Regions from separate parts of the Homo sapiens genome. Here region 1 is linked to region 2. The links are chromatin loops, found by intact Hi-C in ENCODE. Cell type or tissue: heart right ventricle. All regions are shown on one strand.

Region 1 (2,500 bases), 110 kb after region 2:
TTGGCTGGCGTGGGGCTTGGCGGGGTGCCCCGAGGGCTGGGGTAGGCCTTGCTGAGCCGGGACTCGGATGTCCACTCGATGTACACTTTGAGGCCCAGGAGTGTGAGCAGTGCTGACAGGCAGAGAAGGCACTTGGGGCAGCGCATGACCCGGCCCAGGGAAGGGGCGGCCGCGGGAGCTACAAGGGAGCCACAGGGGAGCCACGGAGGCCATTGGGGTGTGGGGATGGGCCTCCAGAGAGGGCCCAGCCAGGCCCCAGGCAGACAGCTTCACAATCTCCCATAGTCCCCGCCAACCCCCATAACAGATTCTCTCGGTCCCAGATCCTAAACAGCTCCCCTGACCCAGGGACCTCGTTGGTCCTTATTCCTAGACCTAGGAGTCCCCCATTCCAATCCCGTACCAGCACCCTGTTCTTCCCACTCCGTCCAAATGCTTCCACCTTCCTAAAAGCCCAAGGGTCTACCTCTTCCCTGTCTCCATCCAGGACAAGGGACCTTGCCGTCTATCTCCTCCCTCTCCCTCCATTTATTGCCCTCACCAGGAAATCAGGAGCGGGATTCCTAGCTCCCTGGGGTTAGAAACCCAGCCTGCCTCCCGCAACACCCCAACCCCAGGGACTGGGGAACCAGGGATCCCATGCTTTTTTACCTCTGGGTCTGGCTCCCGCCAGCTCCGGGTGCCGGCCTCAGGTCAGGCCTCCCTCAGCTCCCTCTGATCTGCCTGCCCCAGCCCCTGTGTTGTCGACCGGCGGGGCCCAGCCCTGCCCAGCCAGTCCAGAGGGGCGGGGAGGGGAGTGGAGCGGGAGCAGGGAGGGCCCCAGGGGCCGGGGCGGGGCTGAGGCAGGAGAGAGGGAGGGAGGGAGGGAGGGAGGAGGGCAGGAGGCCGACCTGAGAGATGGGGCTCTGGCGTGTTAGGGCTGGTTTCTGGTGAGACAGCTGGGAAGGGTGCAGGGGGCAGCCACAGAAACAAGACGGGGGCTTTGTGAGGCCTGGGAGGGGAGAACCAGGGCCAGGGGGTGCCAGGGAGGGTGGGGCTGAAGGCTGGGCCTGGGCTGGGGAGTGTTAGAGTGACCAGGGCGAGGCAGGGTCCCACTGAGGCAGAGATGGGGAGGCTGAGAGGCTGGCGCCCGGCTGCACCCATGGCCAGGAGGCGGCAGTGAATGTGCTGAGTGGGAAGGGATCGGCGGGCCTGCCAGAGGGATGTTTGTTGTTGCTGCCCAGTCAGGGTGAGGTGGGGGGAACGGGGCTGGTGAGGAGAAGGAGAGACAGAGACATTGTGGAGAGGGAAGAGACGGCCAGGGAGCAGAGAGAGGAGAACTGGGGTGAGACAGGCGATGGAGAGAGCTGAGGGGGAGAGAGAGAGAAGACGGGCAAGTGGGAAGGTGGCCAGGAGGGAGAGGGGGAGGGAAATGGAGATGGCGAGAAAGATAAGGGGTTGCGGAAGCCCTGTGGGGTGCTCATGGGGAAAGAGAGGTTGAGAGAGGCAGGTGGAGGGCAGAGGGGAGGGACTCAGGCTTCCGAGCCAGACCCAGGCAGAGGCGGAGAGGGAGCCAAGGGGAAGAACAGGAGAGGAAAAGACTGGAGCTTCAAGGGCAATAGAGGGTGACGGGGTGGGGCCCACGGGGAACCCCGGGAGCTAAGCTGATCCCCTGTACCTCCTCCATCCCTCTCGGCACCCGGGCTGCCTGCCCAGCAGCGTGGGAATCTGTTCCTACCTTACCCCCAACCTCCGGCCTGGAGCCAGCCTCACCCCGGGCCCCTCCCCTCCCCCAGCGGCACTGTGACTCCAGGAACACTCACATCCAGCCCCTTGGGGCAGGAGGGGGTGTCTGCCTGTGTTTGCATCCCTGCCCTCCAGGGGCCCCTGCTGTTGGGACTGCATCAGCTCTCTGAAGACCTCCCAAGACATGGGGTAAGACTAAGGGGCTCCCACTAAGCCTGGGCTGACCCCTTCACTCCACCCTGGTTTGGGGCAGGCCTGTCCCCATCATGGCAGGAACACAGTCTGTCAGCAGCAGCAGTTGATGATCTGTCCAGCCCTGATTTCCTCCCCCAAAGTTTGAATAATGGAGCCTGTGGGAACAGCTGGAGGAAGAGAGTGGGGAGGAAGTGGTGAATATTAATGGAATAATAGTTGGAGTGGGAAATGACAGCTAGGGGCTGGGGGCAGGGGCCCGAGCACCTCCTGAGGGAGTCTGCAAGCCCACTCCACTCTGGGGCTGGGGGAGAGGGACTCCAGGCCCCCTGAGCTCATCTAGCTTCTGGGGGCAGGGGGTGCTGCTCCTCCTGGAAGCATTAGGAAGCTTCACAAGGTGCCTTTCTTTTTGCCTTTGCCATGTGCCTCAGTCCGGGTCCAATCAGGAGAGAGAAACCACACAGGAATGGGAATAGGGAAAGTTCAATATACAGAATGATTAACTCTCATGGGATTGGCCACTAAGGGGTGCCTTCTTGGGGAACATGGTTGGAGGGTGGACATGCTGGTGGAACACGATCAT
Region 2 (2,500 bases):
TCCACCTCCCCATCCCCCAGCCCAGCATCCCACGGCCTTTGGTCACATGCAGAGCCCTTAACAAGCTGTGGGGGTCTCCCTTTGTGGAGCTACAAGGCCCCAAAACAGTTCCAGGATGTGGGGTTGAACAGCCAAAGGAAGAGGCTGGGTGACCTCGGACTAGCCTTGTCCATCTCAGACCCTCAGTCTCCTCACCTCTAAGGCAGGGGATGGACAGGGATGACATATAGCTCAGTATCAATGAAACCCTGAAACACTTCCCTCCTGGCAATGGCAGAGGCTACTACCCCAAGCCCCCCAAGTCTCCCTAGGAAGCCCAACCTCTTCCGCTTCACCTTGGACCTCCTCATGCTGCAGGAAGTAACCCCTGGCAAAGTTCATGCCCGGCATGGAGGGGCCTGCACTGGCTGCCCCCACAGTTACAGTTGTTCATTTCTCCAGTAGCACCCCAGGGCTGAGACACGTGGGCCACCTGCTTTGGAAAAGGACCCAGGAGAGTGATGTGTCAGTCAAAGATTGGTTTTGTCATTTAAGGTAGCTTTGCCTTGTGGTCCCAAACACTGGGCCCAGCAGCAGAGGACCCTCCTTGGTTTCACATCCAGCCCCGATGACATGTGAAATGTGTGACCACACATAAGCGGACCCTACGTCCGTCCTGAGGTGGGCTCATCAGGAAAGTGGGAATTGTGATTGCCCCTGCCGTGGGGCCCAGCCATGGTCACCAGAGCCTCCTCCCATTCTGGGATCCCTGGCTCTTGAATGGAATCTGGCTGCTCCACTTCCAGCCAGGCAGGCCTGCTCAGAGCCCCAGTTCCTGCACGCAAAGTGGTGAGCAGAGGGCCTGGACCATGGGGACCCTCATTCAGCAGGCATCACTGCTGTTCCCAAGCCAGGGCCCAGGAGGAAATTGGGGGTGGCAGGGACCACAGTGTGTTGCCTCGGGAGGGCAGCAGTGGCCCCGACGTGTCCCCCATCCGTGCATTCAGTTGGCATGTGCTGAGCATCTGTGATGTCCACAGGCTCTGGGGATAAGGCGGGGACCAAAACCAACGAAAGGCTTCCCTGCCTGAAAAGGGGTCCCACTCTAGTGAGGAAGATCTAGAATTTTCTAGCACTTCATGGTGATGGGGCCATGAGGAAAAGTGAAGCAGTGGGAGGGGAGTGACAGGGTGGCTAGGGAAGGCCTCTCTGAGGGGCTGACAGCAAAGGCCTGCAGGAAGTGGGAGGAGCATTCCTGGCAGAGGCCATAGTAGGTGCCAGAGCCCCCAGCAGCACCAAGGGGCAGAAGGGGCTGGAGCAGTCGCAAGGGGTCGCAAGGGGGTAGGAGATCTCTGAGTGGCCAAATCAAGCTAGGCTTGGCAACCCAAGTGCGTGCTGCTGGGTTTACTTGCTGCCTTAGGGCATGGGCAGCTGTCCTGCCTGTGGTCAGCTCTGGCTAATCCCGGCCTCTATCCACTGGAGGGCAGTAGCAAGCCCCCAGTGATGACGTCAAAATGTCAAAATGCCGTGGGGGCAAAATTACCCCCAAGTGGTTCTTTGTTGAGAGCCACTGCCTGCTTGAGAATGTAAGCCCATGTGTCGCCACATTTTACAGCTTTTTAAGAAAAACTAGAGCTTTGGGGTTTTTTTTAGACAGGGTCTCCTTTGTCACCCAGGCTGGAATGTGGTGGTTTGATCATAGCTCACCGCAGCCTTGACCTCCTGGCCTGAAGTGAGCCTCCCGCCTCAGCCAACTGAGTAAGCTGGGACTACAGGTGCTCACCACCACGCCTGGCTACTTTTTCAATTTTTTTGTAGAGACAGGGTCTCCCTTTGTTGCCCAGGGCTCCAACTGCTGGGCTCAAGCCATCTTCCTGCCTTGGCCTCCCATAGTGCTGGGATTGCAGGCATGAGCCACCATGCCCAGCCCAGAGTTTTTGTGCAAACTCTGATTTGGAAAATGTTCCCTTGAGTTTTAAACCCTGAGAGTTTTAAACACTATCTCCCTTGGGAGGGTCAGCTCTGACGGCTGCCAGCACATGGCCTTTGACATCAGGGTGCCCCAGGCCTTTGACCTGGGCATCCGAGGGTCCCAGGGAGACCCAGTCCTTGACAGCCTCCTCCTCCTGCAGCACAGTAGACGACAACCCCGACTTCGACAACCTCGACATCGTGGCACGGGATGAGGAGGAGAGGTACTTTGATGAGGAAGAACCTGAGGATGCGCCCAGCCCAGAGCTGGATGGGGACTGATGGCCGCCACCCTTCCCACCGCCTGCCCCATCCCCATCCCCAACAAGGCAGCTGATTCCAGGCCTGCTCAGTGACCCTTTCTCTAGGGGGACATCAGGGCAGTGCCCCACAACCCACACACACCACCATCTCACTGGGTCTAGTCTCATCTCAGACAACCCCCACCCCCACTGTTTCTGGGGTTCCCTTTCTCATCTCTCCCACCCTGTCTCCTGCCTCTGTCTTTCTTGGTGTCTGTCTGGGCTTCTTTCTGTCTCTTTCTGTCTTT

Evidence for each region. Hi-C counts contacts between places; a loop is a spot of excess contacts. Peaks named below come from ENCODE experiments on the same cell type or tissue, not always from the same donor. Only the 100,000 strongest peaks of a DNase experiment are listed, where the experiment ranks them.
Region 1: a loop joins it to region 2, with 3 times the contacts of the local background. A loop is called at or near these places in 31 of 110 quality-filtered maps.

Annotation. Positions count from the first base shown.
Region 1 is chr19:41,426,633-41,429,132 of GRCh38, forward strand. B3GNT8 (UDP-GlcNAc:betaGal beta-1,3-N-acetylglucosaminyltransferase 8) reads right to left here and starts at 742. Exons shown (of 2, transcript NM_001385648.2): 1 at 652-742; 2 at 1-178. The coding sequence starts at 146. RefSeq lists silencers at 783-892, 913-1,062. In heart right ventricle, a CTCF peak has its summit at 1,122 (motif pointing right); DNase peaks (open chromatin) are centred at 135, 809 and 1,746; H3K4me3 peaks cover 2,344 bases; H3K27ac peaks cover 2,500 bases.
Region 2 is chr19:41,320,484-41,322,983 of GRCh38, forward strand. It overlaps CCDC97 (coiled-coil domain containing 97), which reads left to right. Exons shown (of 5, transcript NM_052848.3): 5 at 2,112-2,500. The coding sequence ends at 2,232. Among named protein-coding and RNA genes, the nearest start is that of CCDC97, 12 kb to the left of the region's middle. RefSeq lists an enhancer at 1-186 and silencers at 1,241-1,535, 1,621-1,915, 2,084-2,500. In heart right ventricle, a CTCF peak has its summit at 1,467 (motif pointing right); a DNase peak (open chromatin) is centred at 1,435; H3K27ac peaks cover 2,020 bases.